2 separate regions of the Homo sapiens genome follow, and region 2 is linked to region 1. The links are chromatin loops, found by intact Hi-C in ENCODE. Cell type or tissue: heart left ventricle. All regions are shown on one strand.

The links. Hi-C counts contacts between places; a loop is a spot of excess contacts. Peaks named below come from ENCODE experiments on the same cell type or tissue, not always from the same donor. Only the 100,000 strongest peaks of a DNase experiment are listed, where the experiment ranks them.
Region 2: it touches region 1 in a loop (2.5-fold over the local background); 72 of 110 quality-filtered maps call a loop at or near these places.

Annotation. Positions count from the first base shown.
Region 1 is chr1:44,781,676-44,789,675 of GRCh38, forward strand. BEST4 (bestrophin 4) reads right to left here and starts at 6,495. Exons shown (of 9, transcript NM_153274.3): 1 at 5,879-6,495; 2 at 5,697-5,791; 3 at 4,788-5,021; 4 at 4,399-4,553; 5 at 3,924-4,001; 6 at 3,433-3,630; 7 at 3,230-3,310; 8 at 2,954-3,108; 9 at 1,910-2,808. The coding sequence starts at 6,030. The coding sequence ends at 2,535. RefSeq lists silencers at 2,498-2,847, 4,697-4,826 and enhancers at 4,352-5,037, 4,947-5,036, 5,038-5,723. In heart left ventricle, a CTCF peak has its summit at 4,596; DNase peaks (open chromatin) are centred at 2,698, 3,042 and 4,646; H3K4me3 peaks cover 1,773 bases; H3K27ac peaks cover 1,010 bases.
Region 2 is chr1:44,831,357-44,839,356 of GRCh38, forward strand. It overlaps PTCH2 (patched 2), which reads right to left. Exons shown (of 22, transcript NM_003738.5): 3 at 796-985; 4 at 619-688; 5 at 350-441. Among named protein-coding and RNA genes, the nearest start is that of PTCH2, 7.9 kb to the right of the region's middle. RefSeq lists an enhancer at 4,558-5,058. In heart left ventricle, CTCF peaks have their summits at 4,660 (motif pointing right) and 4,859; a DNase peak (open chromatin) is centred at 4,705.

The sequences.
Region 1 (8,000 bases):
CACTTCGCCTGTTTTTTCTCTTTATTCCTTAATCTGACAAAGTTTGCTCTTTTCCCTTTGGAATGGTACTCCAGGGAAACAAGGATATTTGTTTCCTGCTGTGTCTCTGGCACCTGGAAAAGTGTATGGACATATACTGGGTACTCAAATATATGCAAGATTAATTGGGAAAAAAGTCTTGAGACTTTATTAAATTTGAAGTTTGGCCAGGCATTGTGGCTTACGCCTGTAATCCCAGCACTTTGGGAGGCCGAGGCAGGTGGATCACTTGAGGTCAGGAGTTCAAAAACCAGCCTGGCCAACATGGTGAAACCCCATCTCTACTAAACATACAAAAAATTAGCAGGGTGTGGTGGCATGTGCCTGTAATCCCAGCTACTTGAGAGGCTGAGGCATGAGAATCTCTTGAACCTGGGGAGGTGGAGGTTGCAGTGAGCCAAGATCTGTCCATAAAACCAGTGGGTTCTTTCTCTAAAGTCTTGAAATCCATCCATTCTCCATTTCTACCACCTTCACAGATGACCGTTCTCACCATGGAACAAGGCTTGTAAAAGCTGCAGAAAAAAAAAAAAAAACCTCAAATACCTCGTGAATGAATGGCCATCATTGTGGGGTGCTACTGTCTCCACATTATAGATTTGGAAACTGAGGCTTAGAAATATTCACTATTGGCTAGACGCGGTGGCTTACGCCTGTAATTCCAGCACTTTGGGAGGCTGAGGCGGGTGGATCACCTGAGGTAAGGAGTTAAAGACCAGCCTGGACAACGTGGTGACACCCCGGTCTCTACTAAAAATACAAAAAATTAGCCGGGCGTGGTGGTGGACACCTGTAATCCCAGCTACTCGGGAGGCTGAGGCAGGAGAATTGCTTGAACCCAGGCGGTGGAGGTTGCAGTGAGCCGAGATCAGGCCATTGCACTCCAGCCTGGGTGACAGTGCAAGATTCCGTCTCAAATAAATAAATAAATAAATAAATAAATAAATAAATAAATAAGAAATATTCACTATCCCATGGACATACAGATGGAAAGAAGCAAAGCCAGCATTAGAATCCAGTCAACTGACCCTGCCAGAGGCTGGAGTCTACTCACTGCACTCTAGTGTCCCCCCTCTGTCTTCCTCCTCTGTTCTGGCATTTATCCTGTGGCCTTAATATTCAGTTTTGGCCTTCACTGATTTCTTTAGGTGAAGACTGGGATTTAAAAAGCAAGAATCGTATAGGAGCATAGTTTTATCACAATTCCAATGTAGTGCTCTGTGGCAGACTGTTTCCAGAAGACTTTTTTTTTTTTTGGAGACAGAGCCTGGCTCTGTAACCGAGAGCTAGAGTGCAGTAGAGTGATCTTGGCTCACTGCAACCTCCGCTTCCCAGATTCAAGCAATTCTTGTGCCTCAGCCTCCCAAGAAGCTGGGATTACAGGCATCCACCACCACACCCAGCTAATTTTTGTATTTTTAGTAGAGATGCGGTTTCACCACGTTGGCCAGGCTGGTCTTTAACTCCTGGCCTCTGGGGATCTGCCCACCTTGGCCTCCCAAAGTGCTGGGATTACAGGCGTGAGCCACTGTGCCCAGCCACAGAAGGCTCTTTACTTACATCAGCCGAGTGCCCCCAGCGCTGCAGGCCCACCATGGAGATGGGCCTAGGCTTCTACCCGTAAACTGTACTTTTTCCCCCTGTGTGGTTGGTGGCAGTGGAGAAGAGCTTGGCACACAAGTCCAAATGCTAGGTCTAGGGTGGGTGGTGGATGGCTGCCTTCACATCTGACTTTAATCAGCCTCCAAGACAGATTCCCAAACCCTTCCTTCATCTTCATCCTACTGCATGCATGCCAATTCAATTTTAAACAATTATAACTGCACAAGTAATAAATATATTCTCAATATAAACAAAAACTAAACAACACTTAAACAAAAACTTGAATATATTCTCAATGTAAACAAAAACTTTAACATTACAAACAAGGCAAAAGTCCCCCAGCACACACTGACCCTTCTTTTGAGTAAGGTTACCAGGGTAAGGTATACCCCTTCAAGCACGTTTCACATGACTCTCAAATTGTGTTTCCTGGACAAGCAGCACAGCATCACCTGGGAACTTGTTAGAAATGCAAGTTATTGGGCGCCATCCCAAATCTAACGTGCCAGAAATGCTGGGAGTGGTGCCCAGCACTCTTTTGACAAGACCTTCCGTGATGCTGATCCTTCCTTAAGTTTGAGAACCAATGGCCTAGCTCCCTGTTGCTGTGAAGCTAACCGTGCACCTGGGCTCTAGTCCTCTATGCCTGGGCTCATTTATTTTTCTAGCTTCACGTCCCCCAAGCAACCGACCTTCTCTCCCACCAAAGTGGACACATTCCCAGCCCTGGCTCAGGCCCTTTTCGCCATCTTCTCTTTCAAGTTCTGTCCCTAAATGCTCTGGCCTTCAAGGCACACAGGAAAAGCTGCTCTAATAGAGCTGGCTGGCAGGACCGGGCACGGGAGGGAAGGAGGGCAGTGGGTGGGGGAAACCGGGCGGGGGCAGGCGAGACCTCAGGGCTCCAGGGCCTCGTCCCCGGACTCCGCCGATTCCTCCTCGATGCGGGCTGCGGCCTCGGGGTCGCCGCCCTCCTCCGCCCGGAAGCGCAGCAGATGCGGGGGGCGGGGGGTGCCTCGCACGCGGCCGAAGTTCCGGAGGCTGATGGCCGGGGAGGGCGCCCCTACGCCCAGGAAGCGGCCGAGCAACGGGGTCTGCGCGGCGGGCGCGGGCCGACCAGATCCGGGGGACGCCTCCACCTGCAGGCTCTGCTCAGGGTCGTCGCTCATGCTGCGGGCGGGAGGGCGGGCTGAGCCGGGGCACAGGGCGGGAGCGGGGACGCGGGATCGGCTCTCGGGGAAGGACCGAGGCATCGGTGCCCCAGAGGCTGAGCGAGGACCCGCGTGCCGGGTCAGGCCCAGTGCAAGCCACTCACCGCAGGTTGAAGGTGGAGCCCAGGAATGAGGGCCGCAGAGACTCGGCCGCCGTGGCCACAGTGTAGGGTGGCTGCGGCTGGTCCTCATCCCAGTACTGGTCCTTCTCAGCGGGGGGAAGGTTCTGGTACATTTCGTCCACGGATAGCAGGGACACCTGGGCCACCAGCAAGTTACAAGGATCCTCCTCTCCTCTCCTTCCCACGGCCGGGCTGAGAGCTGACCGGGAGAGGGGGCCCAGGAGCTGCCCTGGACTCCTGATCCTGATGCTTGCTCACCTGCAAGTTGCGGTCTATGAGCTGATTTGTCTCAAAGTCGTCATCATCCTCACCAAATGGGTTGATGATCTGTTCAGCCACCTATAGGTGGCAGAGACAGGGTTTTCTGGGTTCAGAGCCCCACTCTTTTTCCCCAAAGTCGGGGCAGCCCCTCTGCCCACATCTCCACAGAGCAGGCTGGCATGCCCATCTGCAGTGCCCACCTTGAGCCAGCCAGCATAGAAGAAGAACTGCAGCAGAGTGGTGAGAGGCACGTACATGTCCGGGTCTCCCAGGGCTGGGGCTGGCTCCTGGCCTGGCTTCAGAAGCTTCTGAGGTTTGGCAGCCCCTGCCTCTGGCTCCACAAACTGGCGGCCAACCAGGGAGAGGGCAAAGAAAGAGTAGACGGCTATGGTCACCACCTGGAGAATGAAGAGCCAGGCTCAGTGCAGGATGCAGCGGGCCAAGGAGAAATGCTGCCCCTGCCTCTGAGGATCTATGGGAAGTCTGACAAGTAATCAAACATGTATCCTGGTGTGGCAGTACCAGTGGGGACAGGGTCACCTTGTTGGGGGTGGTGGGGGGCTTTTAGGATGAACCCGGTGCCTCAGGGGACTGAAATGGCCAGGCAAGTACCATCGCTAATTCTTCTCATCTCACACACAGCACAGGACATACAGTAGGCACTGGGACTCGGGAGGGGAGAGGCAGTTACTTGGGTGTAGACGAGGGGGATGCTGATCCAGTCATAGTGGAATAGCATGCTGCACTTGGCTCGGTACTTGTTCAGCTCCTGGGGGAACAGCAGGAACAGGAAGTCAGCAGAGGTGAGGAAGGAACAGGGGTGCCCAGCACAAACTAGGCCTGGGCCTGGCCAGGAGGCTCTTTCTCATTCTGCCCTCAGAGGTGTATTAAGATGGGGTGCTTGAATCCCAGCTCTGCTAACTAGCTGTGTAACTTAGGCAAATTTCTTTTCTACTCTGTGCCTCAGTTTCCACATCTGTGCAAGGAGGATGATAGTACCTATGTCAAGAGTTGCTGTAAGGGATGAATGAGTTAACATGGGTACAGGGCTTCCAAAAGGCTGGGGTACACAGCTGATGCCATACAACTGTTAGGTATTAAAATTATTATTCATCTTTAAAATTAGAGGGAGGAGGGCAGATGGGTCTGGTCCTGAGCCCACTCACTTCCAAAAGTAGACAGAGAGCGATATCGTCACGTATTCGCCCGTCCCTCCGGGCCTGGGCCGCCAGGTTGGTGAACCAGACGCAGGGGACCCAGTACTTGTTGAAGTCGGATTTCAGGCTCTCAAACTTTTTCCTCTCTTCCTGGGACATGAAACCTGAGGGGGTAAAGCAGGTGGGGTGCAGTTGCACCCTCTGCCGCCAGGGGAGGCTGCTGTTCCGCCGTCTGGCTCCCCTCCCTCGCGTCCACCGGCTGTCCCAGGACTCGCGGTTCCGCGTTCCTGTCGCAGTCCAGACCCTTCCCTGGAGGCCCCTGCTCCCAGGACTCTCCCAGGCGCCACCTGCATCCGGCTGTGGGCCGGACCCCCAGAGGCTCCCGGCGGGCGGCGCACCTGCGTCCACCACGTGCTCCATGGTGGGGAAGCGCTTAAGCACGCGGGTGCTGACCGAGCGCAGCACCAGCACGGACGCCAGGTTCGCGTAGCGGATGAGGGTGCGGCGCAGCAGGCGGCCCCGCTGGTCCACGCCGTGCACGCTAGCCGAGATGACGCACATCAGCTGGTCTGGCAGCGGGATGCTTGTGTACTGGGACCACCAGCGGTTCACCACGAGAGTCACATAGAAACCTGCTTGGCCGCCGTGATAGAGGGAGTAGGAAGGGAGAGTGGAGAGCCTGGGGGTCGGAGCGCCTCACCTCCCCCAGCAAAGGGCCTGGTCCAGGCCAGTTGAATCGTGGCAGGGGGAAGGAAACATTCAGCTCCAGTGCCCTGCTGTGCGAGGCCAGGAGGAGGGAGGAGGGCAAACTTCCTTCAGCAGAGGGAAAGTGGGGATTCAAAGCCAGGAGACTGCTTCCCAGGAGGGTGGGGAAGGGGTTGTCACCTCTGTCCAGCTCCCCTGCAGTGCCCAGGGTGGGCTTGTGAGGCCAGCAGGTGTCTTGTGCCTTGCTGGAAGTGAGGGTCCGGCAAGTGATAGGGCCCTGCCCTCTGGAAGTCCTGGACCCAGCACCCAGCTCCTGTGCCTGCTGGGCCTGCTCTGGCTGACCAGGAAGGCTCTGCCACCGTGTTGAGTAATTCTTTTTTTTTTTTTTTTTTTTTTTAGCAGAGTCTCGCTACATTGCCCAGGCTGGACTGGAACTCCTGGGCTCAAGCGATCCTCTCACCTCAGCCTCTCGAGTAGCTGAGACTGCAGGTGTGTCACCACACCATCTGTTGGGTAATTCTGACCCTCGGAGCTGTCAACCCAACCCAGAGGTCAGGGAACACAGTAAGGGGGACACAGGGAAAACTAGAAGGGAGCCTTACCCAATACAAAGGACAAGGGAATGAGGTCTGCTGAGCGGTTGCAGTACCGGGCCACCTGAGCATACACGTACCTCTGCTCCTGGGTCAGCAGCAGCCTGGGGAAGGCAGGTGTAGGCTTGGGTTAGAGGGAGGTGGGTGGCCCAGTCTCCCCACTTGCGCCAGCTCTAAGACCCTGCCCTTACCGGTAGGTGATGCTAAGCACAGCGTACAAGGCCCCAAAGAGGAGGAATTCCTTGTAGAGGAGCTTGTAGATGCTTCCCCTCCAGCGGAGAAGCAGGCCAGAGAAACCTCCGAAGCGGGCCTCCGCCACTTTGAGAGTGTATGAAACCGTCATGGTGCTGGGAGCCTGGGGCAGGAGGTCACAAGAGTTGCCCCCAGGGCTGTCGTTTAGTTCTCCAGACAACCTCCCTTCCACTCTGGTCTCACACACCCCAGCCTTCACCCTGCGTCAGTGGACAAGGGGGTAGGAGCCTGCAGAGCAGAAAAGTACACCCCACCCCCTGCAGAACTGAGCAGTACATGGGCAAAGCCAGGCTAGAGTTGGACAAGGTAGAACTGAGATCTGTGTCCCTTCATGCATGAGGTTTCCTCAAGCTCCTCTTCAGCCTGCAGGGCTAGGGATAACCAGATCCTGAACTGCTGCGGACAAGAGACGCAGCTCCAGCCCAAATCCACTGCTATTCCTTGGGGCCTTGCTTTGGAAGCTGATTAACTAGAACTACCAGGGCCCAGGGCACTCTCACCCCCATCCCATACCTGCCTACCTGCTCTGGGCAGCAGCCCGTGTGGAAGATGAACTGGGCTAGACTTCAACCCCCACAGACTTAAGTACCTCTGCAGTCCATAAAGTTAGGCTGGACTGAGGCCTATCATTGATGGATTGAAGCTGTCATCCAGCTTCCCCTGGTGCTGGGAACTGGGTGTGTCTCCTTACCCCTGTAGGGTTGGGCTGGCCTTCGAGTGGCAGAAATGCCAGCTATACTGACCCCACAGCTCACACAGACGACACCATGTCCTTCAAGCCAGTATGACAGGGGTTATTGTCCCACGTTTCAGGTGGGAAGACAGATGCATGATAAACTGTTATAATAATACCAGCTGCTGATCACAGAGCACTGACTAAGTGACAGGAACCATGCCAAGGGCACTACTAGGTCATCCTCTCAAGAAATCCTCATCACAGCACCATGAGGTAGGGAATCAATCATCCACATTTCACAGATGAGGCTCCAAGAGGTAAATGACTTGCCCGCCGTCGGCCATACAGCTAGAACATGTTGGAGGCAGGATTCAAAGCCAGGGCTGATGGACTTCCAAGGCTGGAAGTGGCCTAGCAAAGGCATGAGCTCCAGGACCCATCCTGTGCACTGGCCACACTCCCAGTCTTCTTGTACAGGGGCTTGGGGGCTTGGCCAGGCTCTTCTCCATCCATGCCACGGGGCTGACAGCCACAGATCTGGAAGCTCAGGCCTAGGAGTGCAGGCTCCGTTAAGCCCTGTGTCCAACATCCTGACTCCTAGGGGTGCCCAAGATTTGAGTGGCCACTTTCACCTCTGGAGGAAGTAATACCTAAGGCGCTGATAGAAATAGAACTTCCGCTGCCAGGCAAGGTGGCTCACACCTGTAATCCTAGCACTTTGGGCAGCCTCAACGCAGGTGGATCACTTGAGGTCAGGAGTTCGAGACTAGCCTGGCCCAACATGGTGAAACCCTGTCTCTACTAAAAATACAAAAATTAGCCGGGTGTGGTGGCACGAACTTGTAATCCCAGCAGGTACATGGGAGGCTGAGGCAGGAGAATTGCTTGAACCTGGGGAGGCGCAGGTTGCAACGAGTTGAGATCGTGCCACTGCACTCTAGCCTGGGTAATCAAAAAAAAAAAAAAAAGAAAAGAAAGAAAGAAAAAGAAAAAGAAAAAGAAATAGAATCTCAATGGGAGAATCGCTTGAACCCGGGAGGGAGAGGTTGCAGTGAGCTGAGATTGTGCCACTGCACTTCAGCTTGGGTGACAGAGACTCTGTCTCAAAAAAAAAAAAAAAAAAAAAGGCCAGGCACTGTGACTCACGCCTGTAATCCCAGCACTTTGGGAGGCCGAGGCAGGCGGATCACCTGAGGTCGGGAGTTCGAGATCAGCCTGACCAACATGGAGAAACCCCATCTCTACTAAAAATACAAAATTAGCTGAGCATGGTGGCACATGCCTGTAATCCCAGCTACTCCGGAGGCTGAGACAGAAGAATCGCTTGAACCTGGGAGGTGGAGATTGCGGTGAGCCGAGATCATGCCATTGCACTCCAGCCTGGA
Region 2 (8,000 bases), 50 kb after region 1:
AGGCACATGCCTGTAGCAGGTTTTCTTTCTGGCCTGGGCAATGGCTTAGCAAACACCTAGGTAATTTCCCCCAGCAAAGCCTCTTTGTGGGGATCTTTTTCTCCTTTGCTCAGATCTTACAGATCTTTGTGTTTAGTTTTGTGTAAATAAGTCAGGTCTTCCTTCCTTGAGAGGGAAAGAGAAGGAGGATGTGGAGAGAGCCTTGGGGAAGCCCATGCTCTCTGTTCCTGGCCTGGGAGGTAATTAGGACCTTGGTAAGGTTTTGATCATCCTCATTCCCCAGACCCCTCCTTTCTGCTGGGAGAGTCCCCAGCGGGAGATGAAGCAGGGCCCCAGGAGTGGCACTCACGGCAGGTAGGCGGAGCCCCCTTGGAGTTTGGCTCCCTCCCAGAAGCAGTCGAGGGGGGTGAGGATCACGCACGGAAACAGCTTCTCAATCATCTGCCAGGGATACCCCGGGCCACGTCAGTCCTGCCCCACAACCTTTGTAGGATGCCCTCTGCAATCCCCCTCCTTAGTTTTAAGGGGGCAGATTGCAGGCTGTGGGGCTTGCTCGGTCTCTGAGTCCTCCCACGCTACAGAAAAAGTTCTGCCTCTACTCCCTCTCAGGACACTTACCCGCTCAATCATTCCATTTTCAATAAGGGGAACTCCTGACTTGTAGCAGATTTTGTTCAAATCCCAGGACCTGCAATAGCCAGGGGCATAGGAGATCAGCAGAAGAAGGGGATTCCCACTCCAGAACCCCCACAGCACGCCTCGCCCCCAGCTGCTCAGGGGCTCAGCCAGACTCACTTCCCATAGAGTGATACTTGGACTTTACTGGCAGTGAGGGCTGCCTGGAGGTGGAGGCCAAGTGCTTCGGGTGTGAGGATGTTCTCTCCCTCCTGGCGTGCGGTCTGTATCAGCATCTGAGAGGTGTATGCAGCCTCCTCCCCCAGCTTCTCCTTGGTGTAATGCAGCTCCTGGCTCACCCGGCTGCCCACTGCCAGAGCAAACAGAGAAAGCTGGGGGGGAAAGGGCCTAGGCGGGTCAGAACTTGGGAAGGGGGCTTCTAACTCTGAGGCCTCCCCAGACAAGTGGGAGAGGTGCGGCAGAGAGGAGTCCCTGCCTTATCCCTGAGGGCCTGGTCATGGCCCAGGCCGACTCCCCAGGCTTCTGGGTCCTGGAGCTCTGCCAGGGAAGTGGAGAAGCCTCGGTTGTGTGGCTCTGCGGATTTCTTGTGTGGTCTAGGGCTTAAGCATGAACCAGGTTGGCTGGGTTTTGGGTGTAAACTTAAAAATGACAATCAGCATGAGCTGGCCGTGGGCTGTGGGGGTTGTAGGGGCATCTTGGTAAGGGAACCCTCGCTCAGTCCCTCTCTGTTCTGGTGGGGAGGACAAGGAGGGCCAATAGGGGCCAATAGGGAGGCTGCTGCTAGGAGGGTTTCCTAAAAGAACAGGTGTAGGGCTAGGGCTGGTTCTTAGTTCAGGTTGCTCTGGGCAGTGATTTATATCCACACACCTTTCTGCAAAGTGTCCTAAGGAGAGGGCAGGGATAGGAGTGTCTGATAATAATGGGTGATAATAATGGGCCCTGTGTTGGTGTGGGGGAGAGGGAGGATGGGACAGTCATTCAGTGTGCTGCTCCCACTCAGGCAGAAAGTGCATGGAATCAGCTCACGAACCCTGGCAGGGGTGAAATCAAAGTGGGCCAAGGGGAGGGAGGTGTCCAGATCCTTTTCACCGCCCTCACTGTCCAGACCACAGGGATTCCCGGCGCCAGGCCTGCCATAGTGTCCTGGATCTTAGCGCCCCTCCAGTCCTGCGTTATGCTGGCCACAGGCTCCTGCTCTGTAACTGGGACCTGGGGGAGGTGGGGACATTGTGAGGGGCTATCACCTAACTATGATGTGGGGAAGAGTGAGGGCCAAATCTACCTCTGGAGGCTTTGCGGATTTGGTCTGATCTCAGACCCTGCGCTGTTTCCACCTGTCTGGGGGTCTCCTCCTGTTAGTCTTTGCTGCCTGCTGGGACCCAAACGTACTGCTTCTCTGAGACTCAAGCCCCATCTGAGATCGTCATGTTTCCCAATCTCTTTTCCTTTTTTTTTTTTTTTTGAGACAGAGTCTTGCTCTATTGCCCAGGCTGGAGTGCAGTGGCCTGATCATAGCTCACTATAGCTTCGACTTCCTGGGCTCAGGTGATCCTCCCACCTCAGCCTCCCAAGTGGCTGGGACCACAGGCACCCGCCACCAGGCCTGGCTAATTTTTAAATTTTTTGTAGAGACGAGGTCTCATCACTATGTTGCCCAAGCTGGTCTTTTTTGTGGCTCACTGCAACGTCTGTCTCCCAGGTTCAAGCGATTCTCGTGCCTCAGCCTTCCGAGTAGCTGGGATTACAAGCACCTGCCACCATGGCCAGCTAATTTTTTGCATTTTTAGTACAGGTGGGGTTTCACGGCCTCCCAAAGTGCTGGGATTACAGGAGTGAGCCACCGCACCCGGCCCCAAGTTGGTCTTAAATTCCTGGGCTCAAGCGATCCTCCCACCCCAGCCTCCTAAAGTGCTGGGATTACAGGTGTGAGTCACTGCACCTGGCCCTCCAATCTCTTTTTCAAACCCATGTAATCTTCTCACTCACAAAAGCCCCAAATCCTTGGTAGCCCCCAACACATACTTACCCATATGCTCACATGTCCCCTCGTGCCCCAAAAGTCACATTCCTGGCCTTCACCTCATGAAAACAGTCTTCCTGTCCTGCTCCCCACACTGCCAGTTCCTTCCCTTTTTTTTTTTTTTGAGACTGAGTTTCGCTCTTATTGCCCAGGCTGGAGTGCAATGGTGCAATCTCGGCTCACTGCAACCTCTGCCTCCCGGGTTCAAGCGATTCTCCTGCCTCAGCCTCCCGAGTAGTTGGGATTACAGGTGCCTGCCACTACGCCTGGCTAATTTTTATATTATTAGTAGTAGAGATGGGGTTTCACCCTGTTCGCCAGGCTGATCTTGAACTGCTGACCTCAGGTGATCTGCCAGCCTCGGCCTCACAAAGTGCTGGGATTACAGGTGTGAGCCACCGTGCCCAGCCTCTCCTTCTCCGACTCTCCCCTACTCCCCACTCTTTTGCCAGGCCTGTACTGCAGTGTTTATTTCACCAAGATTAGGCCGAAGGCTGCCGCATGGAAGGGAAGAAGAGGACAGAGATAAGCTCTCCATAGTAAGTGGGTTTGCTGAGAGGAAGGAGGCATGGGAGGAGGAAGGAACCCAGAGAGATCTGATAAGAAAGCAAGAGAAAGAAACACGGATAATTTAAAATGGAGCATCAAAGAGAATAAAGACTCCTCAGGGGAGAAAATGGGGCAGAGAAAAAGATAAACCTTAGTTGACAAAGATAGATATGGACAGGTGAACTGGGATGCATTGTGGTGCAGAAAGGAAGAGTCGATAATGCTTAGTCTGTGCCTTGGGCTCATTAGTTATTCTCTCTGGGTCTCCAGCTCCTCATCTGTCAAACAGAAACAGTGACTACCTTGGTAGAATTAGAATAAATGCAGGCAAAGTACTTAGGAAATTGCATGGCACACAGTAGGTACAGATGTGGAGTTATTTTTCAATAGTTGCTGGTAGAGAAATGAAGTGACAGAAAAATGAGAAGGAACTGAAGGAAAGACTGCAGGTGACAGGGGAGGAAATAGGACAGAGGAGGGAGAATATCAAGATTGATACATGAAAAAACAACTTGTCTCTTTTTTTTGAGACAGGGTCTCGCTTTGTCACCCAGGCTGGAGTGCAGTGGTGCAATCACAGCTCACCGCAGCCTTGACCTCCCGGCTCAAGCAATCCTCTCAAGTAGCTGGAACTACAGGTGTGTGCCACCATGCCCAGTTAATGTTTGTATTTTTTGTAGAGACAGGGTCTCCCTATGTTGCCCAGGCTGGTCTCGAACTCCTGGGCTCAAGTGATCCTCCCACCTCAGCCTCTGAAAGTGCTGGGATTACAGGCATGAGTCACTGTGCTCGGCCAAACTTTTATGTCTTTACCAACGGGAAAATATAACTGGTTAACCAATATGGAAAAAGACTCTACCTTATAAATAATAATGTAAATGCAAATACAAACATCAATAAGTTACTATCTAACAATTTAGCAAAAATTTTAAAATTGATGGCACTCGTTGCTGGTTTACAAGAGTACACTCTAACCCACCATGAGAGTGTAATATGGTACACTCTTCGGGGGAAAGCAACATTGCAATATATATGCTCCATAATCTTTGGTCCAGAAGTTTCACGTGTAAAGGCCTATATACTATTGTAGGGACTTAAGCTTTCTCTAGGTGAAATGGGAGTCATGGTAGATTTTGGGCAGAGGGGATCTGACGTTTTCATCACCTAACAATGTATTTTTGTGAATACACTATTGTGAGTTGTGAATGATGAGGTGCCCACGAGAAGAAGTCAGGAAACGTGTCCTGGACCAGGTGTGCGCAGGGAACTGTCAAAGACTCCGTGTTTCGGTACTGCTAAGAGTGAGCCAGGGAGGAGCCAGCGGCAATGCTGGAGAAGCAATCAAGTCCAATTATGGAGGGCCTAGAGTGTGTGCTATGGAGTTTATATTTGATTTTACAGAATCTGGTGGAAATCGGTGGAAGGGCACTAAGAAGGGGACTGACTTGGCCAGATGGAGATTGGCCACAGGGTGGTGCTGTGGAGGCAGATTTGAAGGTGAGGCTGTCAGCACCTTCCTCCTTTCTAACAGACCCTGATTTCCGTGGCCGTCATCGGAAAGGCCCAGTGATTAGGGACAGCTGGGCTCCTCCCCAGCATCAGGAGGTGAAACTTGATTAGTTTAAGAAGCCAATCAGTAATTCCATTGCCTTTGCCAAGTGAAGGATTTCGGCATAGGATGCTACATAGTTCTTGCCAAAGAGAGCAAATGAGAAGTTGGCTGGGAGGCTACTAATACATTTTTCCTCACTTTTTAAAAGAGATGCAAGATCAGGCATGGTGGCTCATGCCTGTAACCCCAGCACTTCAGGAGGCCAAGGCAGGAGGATCGCTTGAGACCAGGAGTTCAAGACCAGCCTGGGGGCCGGCCAGGCGCGATGGCTCATACCTGCAATCCCAGCACTTTGGGAGGCCGAGGTGGGCGGATCACGAAGTCAAGAGGTTGAGACTAGCTTGGCCAACGTGGTGAAACCCTGTCTTTACTAAAAATACAAAAATTAGCCAGGCGTGGTGCGCACCTGTAATCCCAGCTACTGAGGAGGCTGAGGCAGAAGAATCGCTTGAACCCAGGAGGCGGAGGTTGCAGTGAGCTGAGGTCAATCCACTGCACTCCAGCCTGGGCTAGAGAGCAAGACTCTGTCTCGGGGGATGGAAAAGAAAAAGAAAAAAGGAAAAAAGATCAGCCTGGGCAACATAGTGGGACTGCGTCTCTACAAACAAACAAACAAACAAACAAAAAAATTAGCTGTGCATGGTGGCATGTGCCTGTAGTCCCAGATACTACAGAGAAAGAGGCAGGAGTACTGTGTGAGCCTAGGAGTTCCAGGCTGCAGTGAGCTGTGATTGTGTCACTGCACTCCAGCCTGGGTGAAAGAGTGAGACCCTGTCTCTATAAAACAAAACAAAAACAAAAAGAAATGCAAGACAAGAATGATTTCTTTTTCCTGACACTGCAGCAGCCACTTTGAGATAAGTCTGAGGACAAAAGTCCAGAATGTTGAAGATGGCAGAGGAGAAAGATAGAAAGAAACTGGGTCCTTGCTAATGTCCTTGGGCTGCCGAATTAACTGAATTAACCAGGCTTCCTGTTACAGAGAATAATAAATCAATCTTCTTTCTTCCTTCTTCCCTTCTTCCTTTCCTTTTCTTCTCTTTTCATGTGGCTAAAAGCATTCTATTATTTAATTTAATTTATTTATTTATATATTTTTTTGAGACAGAGTCTTGCTGTTACCCAGGCTGGAGTGCAATGGCACGATCTCAGCTCACTGCAACCTCCGCCTCCTGGGTTCAAGTGATCTCCTGCCTCAGCCTCCGGAGTAGCTGCGATTACAGGTACATGCCATCATGTGTGGCCAAATTTTGTATTTTTAGTAGAGACAAGGTTTTGCCATGTTGGCCAGGCTGGTCTCGAACTCCTGACCTCAGGTGATCCACCCCACCCTGGACTCCCAAAATGCTGGGATTACAGGTGTGAGCCACTGTGCCTGGCCTTATTTTATTTTTTAATTTTTTAGAAATAGAGATGGGTTTTTGCCATGTTGCCCAGGCTGGTCTTGAATTCCTGGGCTCAGTCAAGCCTCCCACCTTGGCCTCCCAAAATGCTAGGATTACAAGCATGAGCCACCACGCCTGGCCTAAAAGCATTCTAAATGATACAATCAGAAGTGTATTGCCAGAGATAGAACAAGGCCTCAACTAGAGCAGTGACCACAAGGTAGAAAGGATGGGTTTGTGCCGGGCCCGGTGGCTCAAGCCTGTAATCCCAGCACTTTGGGAGGCCGAGGCGGGCGGATCACGAGGTCAGGAGATCGACACCATCCTGGCTAACATGGTGGAACCCTGTCTCTACTAAAAAAAATACAAAAAAATTAGCTGGGCATGGTGGCGGGTGCCTGTAGTCCCAGCTACTCAGAAGGCTGAGGCAGGAGAATGGCGTGAACCCGGGAGATGGAGCTTGCAGTGAGCTAAGATCGCACCTCTGCACTCCAGTGTGGGCAACACATCAAGACTCCGTCTCAAAAAAAAAAAAAAAGAAAGGATGGGTTTGTTATGAGAGAGGTTAAGAAGCAAGGATTTAATAGTTTAGTAAACAATTGGGTGAACAAGAACTGAGGCTGACTCCTAAGGTTTTAGCTTTAGGTATTTAAGTGGATGGTGATTCTACCAACTGATATAAGGCCATCCTCTGTCTTCTACATGGAATGGCAGCTCTTGTTGCGCAGGCTGGAGTACAAAGACGCGATCTCGGCTCACTGCAAACTCTGCCTCCCGGGTTCAAGCGATTCTCCTGCCACAGCCTCCCCAGTAGCTGGGATTACAGGCATGCACCACCACGCCTGGCTAATTTTGTATTTGGAGTAGAGACAGTGTTTCACCATGTTGGTCAGGCTGGTCTCAAACTCTTGACCTCAAGTGATCCACCCGCTTCGGCCTCCCAAAGTGCTAGGATTACAGGCGTGAGCCACCGTGCCAGGCCTTTGTAATTTTCATTTTAGAGAACAATCTGCCTCTGAACGCTTGACTTTACAGTTGGCCAGGAAAGACAAACAAGTCAAATTCCAAGTCTCACTGAGGCAAAGTTAAGGAGGACCCTGAACTCTGGTCTGGAACACTGTGATAGCCAATGTTCGGTTTCTTCCTCGGCTTAATCTTTCTTTTTCTTTTCTTTTTTTTTTTTTTTGAGTCTCGCTCTGTCGCCAGGCTAGAGTGCAGTGGCACGATCTTGGCCCACTGCAACCTCTGCCTCCTGGGCTCAAGCGATTCTCCTGCCTCAGCCTCTGGAGTAGCTGGGACTACAGGCGCGAACCACCGCACTTGGCTAATTTTTGTATTTTTAGTAGAGATGGAGTTTCACCAAGTTAGCCAGGCTAGCCAGGCTGGTGTTGAACTCCTGACCTCAGGAGATCCACCTACTTCGGCCTCCCGAAGTGCTGGGATTACAGGCGTGAGCCACTGCACCCTGCCTTCTTACACTTTTTCTTTGAGACTGGGTCTCACAGTGAGACTCCATCTCTATGAAAAAAAAGATTGGCCTAGCGTCTGGCTCAGGCCTGTAATCCCAGCACTTTGGGAGGCCAAGGCGGGCGGATCACAAGGTCAGGAGATCGAGGCCAGCATGGCCAACATGGTGACACCCTGTTTCTACTAAAAATACAAAAAAATTAGCCGGGCATGGTGGCGCATGCCTATAGTGTCAGCTACTCTGGAGAATCGCTTGAACCCGGGAGGCGGAGGTTGCAGTGAGCCGAGATTGCGTCACTGCACTACAGCCTGGGCAACAGAGCAAGACTTA